2 separate regions of the Homo sapiens genome follow, and region 2 is linked to region 1. Evidence: read pairs that join two places in POLR2A ChIA-PET (ENCODE). Cell type or tissue: Caco-2. All regions are shown on one strand. Links, peaks and the distances in the headings refer to the core of each region. The heading gives the core; the rest is flanking DNA.

Region 1 (8,334 bases), core at 144-8,143:
CAGAGGAAAACTGGGCAGGGGCAGAGCTGGTGTTGAAGCCATGGGAGGGGACAGCTTCACCCCAGGGGAGTGTGTCTGTAAGAAGGAGAAGGGGCCAACAACAAAACCACCGTGACAGCTGACATTGAGGGGCAAGTGGCCACAGAGATCTGAGAAAGGGCAGGGAAACGGGAGGACAATTCAACAAAGCAGTGTCCCCAGAAACAGAGGGTTCAGAAATCAGGAGTGGGGGGTTAGTGCCACCAGGGTCAAGGGCTGCATGAAGTGCGAGGGCCGAAGAGTCTGTGTGGACTCAGTGGGACATGGGCGTGGAAGAGCAGGGAGGTCTGAATGGGAAGTAAAGACACAGATGCGGGTATGCACACAGTTCTTTGAAGATGCTCGGCCGAGGAGACAAGAGTAATCAGGTCAGGGGCAAAAAGGGGTACTCGCCTGAGGAAGTAAACATTGGATGTCCACAGCTCAGAGTTAGTTCAAGGTCACATTCAAATTAGATACCCCGATTTCCCCCGGCCTGCTGTCTAAATGCCAAATCAAGTCATGGCTTCTCACCTACCGCTTCACACTCTTCACAAAGATGAGTGCTGGGAAGGCGGATGGGGAGAGGGAGCATTTTTTTGTCAGCCAGGGGAGACAGCTGTACCAGTGATGAAAAGCACCTGTGACATTTTCAAGTCTCTCTCTGCCAGGAAAGGAGCCTGTCACAAAAGCAGCCTCTGCCCACAGTATTCGCTCTCCCACTGGTTTCCCGTGAGTGCCGGGGAACATTGCTACATCACCCTGTGTGGAATATGGCTTTATGATCATGATCATTTGAAGTTTTCTCTTTTCACTCAAGAGCTTGTCACAAATAATAGCCTTGTTGACCCCAGGCCCTCATTTTCTGGAAACCAGGCTGTATTTTCTCCATCTTCCTTTCCTTCCAGCTGCCTTGCAGCACTCTGCACAGCTTATTTTCTAAAACTCAAACAGGAGAAACACCAACATTTTATTTCGGTCAATAACTATTTTACACAAGAGAATCCATAGCAATTTAACTAGAGTCAAATATTTAAACTACAATAAAATGCAGTCCTATGAATGAATAACCAAATTGTGATATATCCATAGAATGGGATATTATGCCATCATAAAAAGGCATGAAGGCCCTTTTTATTGCATAGGAAGGAATGCTACAACATGGATGAACCTTGGAAACATTATGCCAGATGAAAGAAGCCACCTGCAATTGACCACATATTGTATGATTCTGTTTATATGAACTATCCGGAAGAGGCAAATCCATGGAGGCAGAGAGCAGATTAGTGGTTGCCCGGTGCTGAGAGCAGGGAGAGTGGGAGGTGACTGCTTCACAGGTATGAGGTTTCCTTTGGAATATTGAAATGTTCTGGATCTAAGTAGGGGTAATGGTTGCACAACATCGTGAATATACTAAATTTTACTAATGGTAGTTTTATGCTCTATGTATTTTACCACAACAAAAAATTAATTTAAAAAAAAAAGAAAGAAAGAAAGCAACTTCACCCTGAGACCAGAGAGAAAAAGGCCCTGACTCTGCTCACAAGAACCACAAGGCCTTCAGTGTGATGAGGGTTTCACAGCAGCTCTTCCCTACTTTGGCTGCCCATGAGAATCATGTGAGCAGTTTTTTAAAGCACCTCCCACCTCAACACCAAGACCAATTAATCCTGATCTCAGGGACTGGGGCTGGGAGCAAAATCAGGAGCTCTTGGAGATTCCACTATGTAGCCATGGTTGAGAAATATGGCTCTGGGCTGGGGATTCTCCAAATGTGGTTCCTGGACCCAGCAGCAGCAGCATCACCTGGGAATGTGTTAGAAATGCAGATGCTAGGGCTCCGTCCGTGAAGTACTGAATCAGAAACTCTGAGGGTGTGGCCCAGCAGTCTGTGTGGGAACAAGCCCTCTAGGAGATTCTGATTGTGCACTCAAGTTCTGGCAACCACTATTCAAGTCTAGGCCAAGTAAACTACAGAGTTTTTCTCAACCAGTGAGTATTCATTGAGCATCTGCCATACGTTTGGTTCCATAAAGGGTGCCGTGAAAATAAAAAGACCTATCCCAGCTCCTCTCAAGCATCTGGTGGGTTAGATTCTTGGAAAAGAAATGGTACATTAAAATGAGATCAGCCTTTTTACGGCTAAACAATATTCCATTGTATGTCTGTGCCACATTTTGTTTATCCATGCATCTGTTGATGGACAATTGACTTATTTCCACCTTTTGACTAATATAAATAATGCTGCTATGAACACAGGTGTACAGGTATCTCTTTGAATCCCTGCTTTTAATACTTTGGGATCTATATCTAGGATTAGAATTACTGGATCAGGCCAGGCGTGTTGGCTCACACCTGTAATCCCAGCACTTTGGGAGGCCAAGGTGGGTGGATCACTTGAAGTCAGGAGATCGAGACTGGTGAAACCCCATTTCTATTAAAAATACAAAAATTAGCTGGGTGTGGTGATGTGCATCTGTAATCCCAGCTACGTGAGAGGCTGAGGCACGAGAATCGCTTGAACCCAGGAGGCAGAGGTTGCAGTGAGCGAGATCACGCTACTGCATTCCAGCTTGGGCAACAGAGCGAGAGACTCTGTCTCAAAAAAAAAAAAGAATTGCTGGTATTATATGGTAATTCTATCTTAACGTTTTAAGGCACCGCCAAACTATTTGATGTTCCCACCAACAATAAATGTTTGAGATAATGAAAAAGCTCTGTTATGTATATTTTACTACAATTTTTAATTTTTTATTTGAGATGCTCTGTCACCCAGGCCGGAGTGCAGTGGCGCAGTCTCAGCTTACGGCAACCTCCATCTCCTGGATTTAAGCGATTCTCCTGCCTCAGCCTCCCGAGTAGCTGGGACTACAGGCGTATGCCACCATGCCCAGCTATTTTTTGTATTTTTAGTACAGACGGGGTTTCACCATGTTGGCCAGGCTGGTCTCCAACTCCTGGCCTCAGGTGATCTGCCCTCCTTGGCCTCCCAAAGTGCTGGGATTACAGGCGTGAGCCACCGTGCCCGGCCGACAATTTTTAAAAAGAGATTAAGCCATGAAAACATGGTTAGAAACATGACCATGTTTCTGATGGTCAACACTGAATAAAAATTACTTCAAACACCATATTTAATCATGTAAATGTTATGCATATAACAGTGCATGAAAAAGACGGTATCTGTAGTCCTTTCTGTTCAGAGATGGTTACCAGTCGTTGCCTGAGCCTGGAGCCCCCTATTTGAATATTATGTTTAAGAAAGACAGAGCAGGATGTCTTGCGAGGGCGGTGGCTACAGGGCTGTGGACTTAACACTTTCACATCTAGCACGATTCCTCACATGAATGGGCCAAGGAAGATGAAGGAGGATAACATGTGGTGAGCACTGATGGGGGGCTCAGGCCTGGCTAGTTTTCATGATAGGGGTTAGGTTGTTAGCATGTCAGCAGTTTGTTTAACTTAGTGGTTTGCTGTTGTTTGTTGCTTAGTTCAAGAGCTGTTTGTTGAACACTTCAGTGTGCCAGGCTCTGCAGCAGGAGCCAGGTGTACACGCATGCAGAAAGCGAGCTGACAGTCTAGTGCAGCGCTTCTCAGCCTCAGCCCGCAGCAGCATCGCCTGGCAGCCTTGTCCAACGGCAGATGCTGGGCGCCACCCCCAGAGTGTCCGGTTCGGTAGGCCTGGGGTGGGGCCCGAGACTCTGCATTTTGAATGAGTTCCTAGGCGGTGATGATAATGCTTGTCTGGAGCCACGCTTTGAGAACCACTGGACTACTGGGGTGGAAAGGCAGACAATATTGCTTTGATCAGTGTGGCTGCTGCAAGGAAGAGAAATGCAAAGGCTGTATAGGAGCACAGAAGAGGGGGAAACCCTTTGCCCTGCCCCAGCGAGGGGAGGGTGTTTCAGGGAGATGTGAAGCAGCTTGGTGTGTCTGCAGGATGCAAGCAGCTCAGCGCTGCTGGAACGAAAAGGAGGGGTGGGAGCAGACACAGAAAAGTCCAGAGAGAGGTGGGCAGAGCCTCTCCACGATGAACATACTCTAAGGTCACAGGTCATGAGAACCTAAGAGGAGGTTAGAAATGGAGAAGCAAAAGCAAACAGATCGTCACCCTTTACCTTTGGCAGCCTGGAAACCCCACCCGCCTCCCTGTAATAAACCTCATCTCCAGAAGGAACCTGATGCAGGCCTTGACACCAGTGTGTAAATGACTGCGGAGCCTTTTTGTCCCCGCCTCATCCCCCACCCAGCAATATTAGACGGGGATTATTGGCGGGGTGGAGGAGAAGGACTTCCTGAGGGTGGGTGGAGGGCTGAGCTGGCAGCCCCAGCCTTATGGTTCACCTCTTCTGGCCTCCAGCCTGCACTCCTGGCCCCCACCACCATGGCTGGATGGGAAATGATTCCCATCTCTCTCTGTGTTAATACATCCATCAGTCCTGCCCCTGTGACTAGAGCCACAGAGAACACAGCTAAGCCACAAGACTCAGAGGGAACAGCAGCCTTCATGTCCCCTCTAAATCCATCTGGAAATCAGACATCCTCAGGATGGTGTCTGCATGTAGAAGCCACTTTTTTTGTTGTTTAGAGATGGGGTCTTGCTATGTTGCCCAGGCTTGTCTCAAACTCCTGGGCTCAACTGATCCTCCTGCCTCCCCAAGGGGAGATTTGGGGGGATTTACCAAGCCCAAGTCTCAACCCTCCGTCTCCAGCTGACCCAAACAAAAATTAGACAAAAGTTTGATGCAAAGTATGGATTAAAGCATCTTTAGAAAATGTGTTTATTTTTATTGATCTATAATGTAAAATCCAAGAAAAAGAGTTGGCCTGCTATGGCAAGTCCAGCTTTGAGCTTTATTCATAACAAGTAACCCTCCCCTTCTAGCCCTCCCTCACTGTCCCGGGACCACCTCTGATTCAGTGGTGATACTGACAAAGGAAAACTCTAACGCTAGTTTGATTCCTCGCCCTCTGTTTGTACATAATAACATCATAAGACCTCATCCATCAATTATTAACCCATGTCCTTGGTCACCTCCTTTCCTTCTGGGCAGGACATTGGGGTTTATGACTGTGCCTCTCCGCCTACCCAGCAGGAAAACAGGTAGAATTCAGCAGGTTGTGGCCTTCTGTGCGGTGGGTCAACCTCTTACCAAGGTGATGCTGTGGGAACCACACTACTGACTGGCTGAACCCACTGGGTTTTTATGAGAAGACATAGATATTTTAATCAGCTTCAGAAGTGAACTGCAGGACCTATAAATATATTTTAAACATGTTTTTAAAATGTAGCTTCTAGGCTGGGTGCAGTGGCTCACATCTATAATCCCAGCACTTTGGGAGGCTGAGGCAGGAGGATCATTTCAGCCCAGGAGTCTGAGACCAGCCTGGGCAATATAGCAAGACCCCATCTCTTTAAAAAAATGGCTTTTACATGCAGACACCATCCTGAGGATGTCTGGTTTCCAGATGGATTTAGAGGGGACATGAAGTCTGCGGTCCCCTCTGAGTCCTGTGGCTTAGCTGTGTTCTCTGTGGCTCTAGCCACAAGAGCGGGACTGTTGGATGACCCCCAGAGAGAGGCAGGTACTAGCCTCCCAACAGGAAGACCTTTCTAACAGATGGAGGAATGTACACAAGCAGGTGTCAAATGATCCTAGCTCAGCCTTGGCACAGGGCAGGACCCAGACCTGGCAAAGGGAGGCCGGATGGATCCCAGACTCTTTCTGAGTCAATGCATCACACATCCCTAGAATATACCAGCCTCTCCACTGCAGCGGGGCCTCTGAGCTTGCTGGGCCCTCTCTAGTGAACGCCATTCCTCACGTTTCACTCATGGTTGGTTCTACTTGTCCTTTAAATCTCAGCTTTAACGGCGCCTCCTCTGGGAAGCCTGCCTGCATCATCTGCTTGACAGGGATCCCTCCATTTTTCTGTTGCAGCCCTCGTTTAATTCCTTTGCAGCGCTCATTGCAGATTGCAATTATTTCCTTGTGCATTGGTTTACTTGTTATTTATTATCAGTCTCTTACACTGGTCTGTGAGTGCCGCAAGGTCAGAGACTAGAGCTGTTTTGTTCTCCATTGCATCTTCAGCACCTAGTACAGTGCCTGACACATACTAGACACATTTGTTGAAGAAATGAATGCATTAACTCCAAAATTAAATTGCACTCCAAGAAGGAGAGCATTTAGAGATTTTTCTCCTTCATTCAACATTTGAGTACTCGTTTTTTATTGCAAATACAATCCATCTTATTAAATGTGTATTCAAATTTGGTACATAATTTTTGATCATTTTCATATAGATACACATGCCTTTCATTATGGTCAGACCTCCTTACAAAACAAACTTTGAGGGACTAACCAAAAGCTATCATTGTCCTGAAATTGTGCCTATTTGTTGAAAAAGGGCGTGTCATCATCTAGAATGTGTAAACTTTGCCACTACAGTGGTATCCTTTGGGGCAAGTTTTGATCTGACTGCGTGTTGGTAGCCGGCCCAAAGAGATGTACCCTGGAGCTTGGGCCCAGGCAGGTTCTCCAGGAAGCTGCCTGCAGTGAGCACTGACACAGACACAGGGGGGTCCACCTCAGAGTATGACCTCCAAGAAGTGTCATGGGGCAGAATTAATGTTGACTCTGGTGCCTGGATCCCCCCACTGTCTTCTCATGGCTACCTTTCATCAGTGAGCCCCTCTTTCTTCTGTCTCCAACCTTCCTTCTCTGGTCTCTTTTGCCGTCTGCATAGCAGTTTGCTCAAGCCTCTTCATAAAAAACAAAAACACAGGCTGGGTGCGGTGGCTCGCGCCTGTATTCCCAGCACTTTGGGAGGCCAAGGCAGGTGGATCGCTTTAGGTCAGGAGTCTGAGACCAGCCTGGCCAACATGGCGAAACCCCATGTCGACTAAAAATATAAAAAATTAGCTGGGCGTGGAGGCACGCACCTGTAATCCCAGCTACTTGGGAGGCTGAGGCAGAAGAATTGCTTGAACCTGGGAGGCGGAGGTTGCAGTGAGCTGAGATTGCACCACTGCACTCCAGCCTTGGTGACAGAGCAAGACTCAGTCTCAAAAACAAAAACAGAAACAAAAAACAAAATCTTTCACATTACCCTCACCTTACCATAACCACCACGCATACACCCTTCTCTCATCCCTTTATGGCTAAATTTCTGAAATGAGCTTAAAAAAACCCTCCACATCCATTCAAGGATGTGTTCAGACATAAGTAGGGATATGACATAAAGTTCTGGTCTTCCAAAGGTCTTTGAAACTCATATTCTGAGCTCTAGTCTGTAATAAGTTTCTGTACTAGTCTGGCTCTAACAGTCACAGGTGAGGCAGGCTAACAATCATCACTGCTTGCTAGTGTGCACAACCCGAGTAGGCTGGCCGAGAAGTTCAAGTCAGGGACTAGAAAGCACTGGGGTAGCTTTGGCAGGACCTGAGCTGGACTTTGAAGAGTGGACGAAATTTGGAAAGGTGCAGAGGAAAGAAGAGGGCATTTGAGCAGATTTTTTCATAACGGCATTTGTGAAGGTGGGTTGGCATAGCCTGTTCTTAGGCTCAGGGAGCTGGCTGAAGCATGGGGCAGGCTGGGGCGGGATGTGGGGGCCTTTGAAGACTTTGACAGGTTGGGGCACTTCAAGGCCATGAAAAACAGCTAGGCTGTGCTTTGTCTTGTTGGGGTGGGGCAGGGCATGCTAGGGAGAAAGGGAGTGTACGGATGGGTGGTGGGGTGGTGCCACCCAAGCCAGGCTATGACAAGATTGATCTGGTTACTGCAGGAGAGCCAGCCTGGCAGTGTAACAAGGAAGGCTGGGGCTGGTTGCCTGTGGGAAGCCTTTGCAGTGTGACATGGCGAGGGCCTAACCCATGGAAGCATGGGAGTCCATGACCCACTAAGGGCAAAGGATAGACCAAGCTGGCTCTGAGATGTTGAGCCTTGGAGGAGCGGGGCCCAGGTGTTCTCTGATGAGGCATTCCACCATCAAGCTGTAATCTAGGCCATAACACATCCTCTAATTGCAATATTGCAAAAAATATATGGACTGTATGTGAACCCTGAAATTTACAAACTGTTAAAAATTTATGACCTATTTGGAAAAATTTGAATTCTAATTGGATTCGGTAATCTTAAGGTATTAATTCTTAACTCTCTAGGTGTGGTCATGGTACTGTGGTTTTAAGAGCCCTTATGTTTTAGAGAAACATATGAAATATATACAGATGAAATATATCTGGATTTGTTTCCAGTTATCCAGGTAGATAAGGGGAGAATGGGCTTAGCATAGATGAGGCAGGACTGTTTCTGAATT
Region 2 (8,334 bases), core at 129-8,128, 95 kb before region 1:
TAACTGGGTTTTATAACTAAAATACTTCACAAAAATATAGTCCAAAATAGTGTCAAAATTTTTTTTAAAGATTCCTTTTAGAGGCTGGGCGCAGTGGCTCACGCCTGTAATCCCAGCACTTTGGGAGGCCAAGCAGGTGGATCACCTGAGGTCAGGAGTTCAAGACCAGCCTGACCAACATGGAGAAACCCTGTCTCTACTAAAAATACAAAAACTAGCCGGGTGTGATAGTGCATGCCTGTAATCCCAGCTACTCCAGAGACTAAGGCAGGAAAATCGCTTGAACCTGGGAGGCAGAGGTTGTAGTGAGCTGAGATCGCGCCATTGCACTCCAGCCTGGGCAACAAGGGGGAGACTCTGTCTCAAAAAAAAAAAAAATTTATTTCCTTTTAGATATTCACAGAAATTTCTGCAGCCTTCTCTGAGGGTACAGAGTTAACATGAAATTCTAATTTGAACCACAAAAATTAATAGCAACATGTATACTTGTATGAAGTGTCAACATTTTCCAAGTATAACTTGCATCTAAAATCTCCTTTATTCCACTTAGAACAGGTCTGGGAGGTAGGCAGAGTATGAGTGATTATCTCCATTTTGTAGATGACAAACATTGAGGTTCAGGTAGGTTAAGTGATCTATTAAGGCCACTTAGATTGTCCCTGGCTGAGCTGGGGCGCATGGAAGACCACACCTCCCTGTACCTGAGACCTGGGCCCACCCCCCTTATCATGACATGTCACAGGATTCTGTGCAACTTCAGATCTTACCCTAGTCGTGGGTATATAAATAAGGCAACTTTGGGGATAGAGGCAAGAGAGACTGGGCGTGGTGGATCATGCCTGTAATCCCAATGTTTTGAGAGGCTAAGGCAGGAGGATCCTTGAGGCTAGGAGTTTGACACCAGCCTGGGCAACGTAGTGAGACCCCATCTCTAAAAAAAAAAAATAGGCAAGAGAGAGGACCCCTAGCAAAGGGTATCCTCAGATATGCAAGATAATAGAGCTAGTAATATTTCTTCCCTTCCTCTCCTTGGCCCCCACCCCACAATTCAGAATTTTAAAATGTCACAGTCTTGCCTACACTAAAACAAGCATGTTTGGGATCCAAACACCCATCTTGCTATCTTCTTTCCCCTGCTGTTTACAGGAAAGCAGGAAGGCTGCAGGTCTCCAGCCTTCCTGTCAGATGGTACACCACAGCCTAGCTGATGCAGGCTCCAGAAAACTCTCAGGCCTTTGCAGGGGGAGTGGAGGGAAAACAAACTCTCTTCAGAGTTGGAGTTTCTCTCTGCTAACTCAATAAGTTGGATATTCATAAGTCTAAGAGTATGACTTTCAGCATTGTAGGTTTCAACCTGGGGAGGTTTAAAAATGAAGTCTGTGCCCCACCCCCAGAAATCTGGGATTTTGAAAAGCTTCCCAGGCATTCTAGCATATAGCCAGGGTGGCAAACTGCTGAACCATGGTCAAGAATTTCAATAGACCCCACCTCCTACCCTGCTCTACAGGCGGGTTACTTCTATCCACTCTGTCCCACACACAGAGATTATGCTCACTCTGAATTGAAATGTATAAATTCCACTCCTCACAAATGAGGTCACGTGTGTGAAGCATGGGCTGGAAAGGAGATGGTTCATCTCTTGGCTTCACCACTTGCTATTAGCAAGGCTATACAGGGAGGGAGTTACAGGCACAGGCCTTCTGGGCCTGCATCCTGACTCCACTGCTAACTAATTTAGTGACTCCGGACACACTGCTAAGCCTTTCTAAGCCTCAGTTTCCTGATCTATGAAATGGGGCTGTGGGTTGTTGAAGGGTTGCAGGGCTGGGAAGAGAGCACAATGGCATGGCCTGAGCATGAGTGTCTCTTTATATTTCCCAGCCTCAACACCTCACTTTCCTCACCCTGGTGACTGTTCTAAGAGGATGCAGGAGTTGACTAGGCCGGGCGCAGTGACTCATGCCTGTAATCCCAGCACTTTAGGAGGCCGAGACAGGAGGATTTCTTGAGGCCAGGAGTTTGGGACCAGACTGGGCAACATGGCAAACCCTGTCTCTACAAAAAGTACAAAACTTAGTTGTGCATGGTGGCGCCCATGGTCCTAGATACTTGGGAGGCCGAGGTGGCAGAATCACTTGAGTCCAGGAAGTCAAGCCTGCAGTGAGCCGAGATTGCACCACTGCACTACAGCCTGGGCAACGCAGTGAGACTGTCTAAAAACAACAGCAACGACAAAATAAAATAAATGTTGACCGGTAGCAGGAGAGGGGTCCAGCACCCATCTCCTAAATCTGCTGGCCCACTCTACATATTATTCCACCCAATCAAATTAAATTGCATTTCTTCCTATGTAAGCTCACGTCAACAACCCGATTCCATCCTTCTATTCCACTTCACTCCCCATCCCGCCCAGCCCTGGCAGCTTTCCTAACTGGTCAAAGCAACTGAATTTCATTCAGTTCAATTATTCTATATCCCTCTACTCATAGAGTTGCCAGATTTAACAACAACCACAACAACAAGATACAAGATGCCCAGTTAAATTTGAATTTTAGGTAAGCATTGAGCAATTATTGTAGTACAAACATGTTCTGTGCTATATTCAAATTTGTATTTGAGATCTTTTAAAATAAAAATTCCAATTTCAGCAAAATGTGCTTTATCTGGCAACCCTACCCTAATATCACTGCTTGGGAAGAGTTGGCTCTGTGCCTCTGGGGCTTTTTCTCTCCCACATTATAGCGCTTGGATTGTAAGACAAATTATAACTGTTTCCCTGCAGACTGGGAGCAAGTAGGAGACATGTATGCACTTAATATTTCTTTTTTTAAATTACTTAGCATAGTTCCTGGTACTATTTGTGGAAGGTAGAAAGAAAGGAAAAGAGGAAGGGAGAGGCCGGGCGCAGTGGCTCTCGCTTGTAATCCCAATACTTTGGGAGGCCGAGGCGGGTGGATCACAAGGTCAAGAGATCAAGACCATCCTGGCTAATACGGTGAAACCCCGTCTCTACTAAAAAAACAAAAAATTAGCCGGGCGTGGTAGTGGGCGCCTGTAGTCCCAGCTACTCGGGAGGCTGAGGGATGAGAATGGTGTGAACCCGGGAGGCGGAGCTTGCAGTGAGCCGAGACCACGCCACTGCACTCCGGCCTGGGTGACAGAGCAAGACTGTCTCAAAAAAAAAAAAAAAAAAAAAAAAAAGGGGAGAAAGGCAGAAATGAAGAGATGAAGGGGAAGGGTGTTCCCAGGTCTGAAGCCCCAATAGTACCTTTCAAGAATGGGACTCGAGTGGTGGCCTTGGCCCCTTCTATCTCATTCTAATGCCCGCAGCTCTGGTCAGGGCAGAAATCTCTGTGGCTCTATGAAAGATTGTCTTGGGGCAATTATCTTGGTGCGCACATTGTTGGCTTTAACATATGGGACTGTATGGTGGACGCACCTGACGGCGATGCATAACCTGAGAATGACACTGTATGGCAGACGCACCTGAATGCAGTTCCGAGCTAAGGAATCCAGGAGTGGCCAACCCGAGTCATTCCTTATTTAGGAGCAACATCTGAGCCCCTGGCCCTTCCTGTGGAAGGCGTACAGGAATTTGAGGCCCTTCGTTCTGGCTTAAATGAAGGTTGCCAGGTGGAGGTTGTTAGGGGGAGGGTACTAAGTGAAAATGCTATGTAAACTACATGCCTTTTGCAAACAGTTGCGGTTCTCCTGTCCAGCCTGCCACCACTGGACTCTTTCCCCTGTATGTAAGCCCTTAATAAAACCCCATGTGGGGCCGGGCACGGTGCCTCACGCCTGTAATCACAATACTTTGGGAGGCTGAGGCGGGCGGATCACGAGGTCAGGAGATCGAGACCATCTTGGCTAACACAATGAAACCCCGTCTCTACTAAAAATACAAAAAATTAGCCGGGCGTGGTGGCGGGCGCCTGTAGTCCCAGCTACTCGGGAGGCTGAGGCAGGAGAATGGCGTGAACCCGGGAGGTGGAGCTTGTAGTGAGCCGAGATTGCGCCACTGCACTCCAGCCTGGGTGACAGAGCGAGACTCTGTCTCAAAAACAGACACACAAACAAAAAAACCCACGTGTCTTTCACTGCCTCTGGGTCTCTTCTTCGGCCTTTTGAGCCTGGTGCCATTCCCCAGTGGAGTCGATAGGGGTTTGGCACAGCAGGGATCAATCCAGTCACCCTGCCCTCCCCCCACCCATCGGAGGAGATAGCAAAGAATGGTCTCACTTTATATCAGCTGTACTCTCTACAAAGTTAATCATCAACCTCATCCCAATGCATCTTGCAGAGATTGGAGGTGGAGTGGTGGGGTTTTGGGGGAGAAATGAGGTACTGGCGCTGCAGAAATGGCGCTGTGCCTTTCAGAAAGTTTATACAGGGGTAGCTGACCCCGCAGCTGGAGGTGCTCTAAAAATGTTAAAGGTTTCCAGCTGTTGGCTCTTGGGAAATTCTGGAAATGAGGAAAATCCCACTATCATGTCCTTAAAATACAAGGAGGCGAGTGCTACACCAAGGACGTTTGCCAACAGGACAGGGGCAGGGCCACCTCTGCTTGGGTGGGGGGTGGTGCGTGGCTGAGGTTGGACAGTGACTTGGAGAAGCCAGGCACTTGCTCAGAGAGGGGAGGGGCCTTCCAGCCAGGGAAGAGTATTTGCAAAGATCCTGGCAGGAAGGACAGGGAAGAGTCAGGAATCCTGGCCTGGCTGGCTGGTAGAGTGCCTGGGGGCAGAGGAGGGAGAGGCTTCTGGAAAGTGGGTTGCAGACACTTGTGAGGGTTATGACTGCCCAAGTAAGGGGCATGGCCTTGTGTTGACTTAAAGGGGCACTCAGAGTCTTTAGGTAGGAGAGTAACATAACAAAATGTGTGTTGTTTCAACTTTTTTGCATATTATCTCTTTATGATAAAGGGTATTACAATGGCCTGTATGTTTAAACATTTTACATTTCTAACGCTTGTTTTTAAAATTATAGGGTGTGCAACATTCCAGAACAAAAATTTCCATGGGATTTTATAGAACAATTAAGAGGAGATACATTCTTTGTGCAGCTATTTTAATATAGTAGTCTGCTATATATACTTTTTCATTTCTATTAAATTATAAAGGGTACTAAGTAATTGTAAAGTCTGAATAAATCTATGTTTATAGAAGAATATTGCCGAGGTCAACACAAATTACTATTTTTATTTGCATTTTCAATTAAAAGATTAACTTAAACCTCACCCAGTGACTCCTGACATGTACAGTGCTTACTTGACACAATATTTTCCCACTTCTGCAGTAACATAGGCAAACAATTCAGTAACTTTTGTGCTTTTAGAAACAACAGCCAAGTTTCAGAAAAAAAAAGTATTTTCTCTGGTTCTTCACAGCTCACCTTGAATATTATTTGTTGGGTTTTTTTGGGGTTTTTTTTGTTTTTTTTTTTTTGAGATGGAGTCTCGCTGTGTCACCCAGGCTGGAATGTAGTGGCGCAATCTTGGCTCACTGCAACTTCCGCCTCCCCGGTTCAAGCGATTCTCTTGCCTCAGCCTCCCGAATAGCTGGGACTACAGGCCCGTGCCACCACGCCTGGCTTTTTTGTATTTTTAGTAGAGACGGGGTTTCGCTGTGTTAGCCAGGATGGTCTCCATCTCTTGACCTTGTGATCCACCCACCTCAGCCTCCCAAAGTGCTGGGATTACAGGCGTGAGCCACCACACCTGGCCCTATTTGGGTATTTCTAAAACTACTCGTACTTTTCCTTTTATTTAAAAAATTTGAAAACATACAGAAAAGTTGCAAAGACCATACAACAAGCACCTGTATACCCTTCGATGAGATTCACCAGTTGTTAACATTGGACCACAGTCTCTCTCTCTCTGCACCTCCTGGGTGTTGATGTCTCTTCAGTTCCCACCTTTGGAGAACCTGAGATCTTGCCCTGCTCTGAAACTTTTCAATCTTCCCTACATCCAAAAAATTTACACCCACCAGGCTCCCAGTTTCTCATTGTACTTCTTTCTTTGAAATGAGGAGTAAGAAGATTTGAGCTCAAATTCTGGTTCCTCTATCTTGTGACCATGAGGAAGACAATGTTTCTGGGCTCCAGTTTCCTCATTTTTAAAACGGAAGAATATGTGGGGGAAGAGGGCGGGGGAAGGGAGAGCATCAGGACAAACGGCTAATGCATGTGGGGCTTAATACCTAGGTGATGGGTTGATAGGTGCAGCAAACCACCATGGCACATGTTTACTTATGTAAGAAATCTGCACGTTCTGCACATGTATCCCAGAACCTAAAATAAATTTTAAAAATAATAAAATGGAGGAATAATGCTTAAAAAAAGTCAAAGTATATGAAAGTGCTTTGTGAACCCTAACAGCTCCATAAAAATGTAAGGGGCCATTATTACCATAAATGAAATCCTCTGATGTATTAACAGCTTAATGAGTTAATGCTCCCAAGTTATCAAGGCAGCCCGATGAACTGGGAACCAGTTTGAAGCCAGAGAGATCTAGTCTGCTATTAATTACTTGTGTGACCTTGGGCAAAGTTGTGTAACAGACTCTCTGGGGTCTTAGTTTCTTCATCTGCAAAATGGAGATCACGATCCCTATCTCGCAGTGGAGTTATTTGTGTTTGCTCAGCCCCAGGGCTTGCTGGACTGACCAGGGCTGCAGTAGAAGAAGACGGAGAGGTGAGGGTTGAGTGTTGGGGTGAGAGGGCACAGGGGCAATGATTCTCAACCTTGGATGCACATTGGAGTTATCTGGGAACTTTAAAAAAAATTCCAATGCCCAGGCTGCACCTGGGACAAATTATCAGACTCTCCAGGGGGTGAGGCCAGCCATCAGTATTTGTTAAAGCTCTCAGGTGATTCCAATGTCAAGTGAGCTAACAAAGCTAACTTCTGCTGTCCCTTCTCTTCTCTCCCTTTGGGACCATGACCCAAAAGAGTAACTAATGGGGGCAACCCTAGGCCTGGTGCAAAGTGGTGAAGAAGGCACTCCAGGATAGGCAGGACTTTCAGATCCTCTCCAACACAGGCAGCTGCGCACTGGGGCTGCCTAAGCTTCCTGAGTGTATTTAGGTCCAAGTCATTAAGTGACATCATTTGAAAGCTAAAAAGATCAGATTACAGCATCATGTTGATACCCTTTCTCCCTTACCACCCCACCCCCCCAAGTACAAAGGATCTTATTTTTAAAAACTCTCCTTAATGATAGCTACATACCGAAATGTTGTTGAAGCTGTCTGTTCAAAACATCAGCAATATACTTAAATGTATAATAAGCACATTATGCATTTAGCCTGGGGTTAGAATTGTCAGCCAGAGGCTTCCAGGAGACCACGTGGGCACCCTCCAGCCAGGTCCTCCTATGCTGGGCTGTTCTCTAGCCCGCATTTGAATAATTTGGGTTTAGGAATTACAATGAAGCTTTGCATCTATATTATGTTCTTGCTAGGATGTTTTGGGGAAGGCTGTAATTTAGTGCTTCTGCCCCCAAAGATGGGGAGCAGAGTCCTGCTTTGTCAAAAGGGTGGCAGGAAAAGCAGGAACTAGACCCTGAAGTCTTGGCTCTGAGGATCCCTCTCTCCTTCCATGAGCAGTTGCCTTTGCTTTTTGGGGAGCTTTCCTTTCCCAGGTAAATGGCTAGTTTCACCTGGCATGAGGTTTGCTAGGTAGATGCTGCAATAAATAGTGCAGGTGATTCAAATCGCCTAAGTGGCAGAACACCTGGAGGTTGTAGTGCTTTTTCAGCTACTGTGCCATTATCATTTATTATGTGCCAAGTGCTTGATGGACATTGTGGTATCTAAACTGCCCTACATTCTGCAAGGTGGATACTATCCCCACTTATTTTCCAGTGATAAAGGCTCAGAAAGGTGAAATAGTTGCCCAAAGTTACACAGCTAGTAGATGGCAAGACCAAGATCGGAAACATAGAGCTGATGGACTCCACTCTCAGCATGAAGCTACACTGTTTCATGAGGCCCACATTATCAGCCCCACCACCTCCTCTGGTGGTGAGGCCTCCTCAGAAGCATGAGGATTAATGAGCAAGTCTTGTCTCCACCTGAAACAATCGAGCTGCTAGGTGGTACCTGCAAAAGGCCTCCCCACCCAGAATGGTTTCCTCTTACGTCCACAACGACCACCACCACAGACATGACGATAATTACATAAATGGCATCAAAGAAAGACATTTCTTTCACTCTGGCATCATGGGAATGTCCCCAGCCTTTTCTGGGAAGGTCTCACGTGGGTACATCTAGAACAAAACACGGGCCATCAAGATTCATCTCTGACTTTCACACAATGTTTTTGTGCCACTTTTTG

What was found. Peaks named below come from ENCODE experiments on the same cell type or tissue, not always from the same donor. Only the 100,000 strongest peaks of a DNase experiment are listed, where the experiment ranks them.
Region 2: POLR2A ChIA-PET joins it to region 1 with 5 read pairs; 2 of 35 experiments call an interaction of 5 or more read pairs at or near these places.

What each region holds. Positions count from the first base shown.
Region 1 is chr15:63,350,826-63,359,159 of GRCh38, reverse strand. The region is part of intron 2 of CA12 (carbonic anhydrase 12); the gene reads left to right. Among named protein-coding and RNA genes, the nearest start is that of CA12, 27 kb to the left of the region's middle. In Caco-2, for the core only: no CTCF peak of the experiment used is centred there; a DNase peak (open chromatin) is centred at 4,159.
Region 2 is chr15:63,446,232-63,454,565 of GRCh38, reverse strand. No RefSeq gene overlaps it. Among named protein-coding and RNA genes, the nearest start is that of USP3, 54 kb to the left of the region's middle. In Caco-2, for the core only: no CTCF peak of the experiment used is centred there; DNase peaks (open chromatin) are centred at 4,185 and 4,635.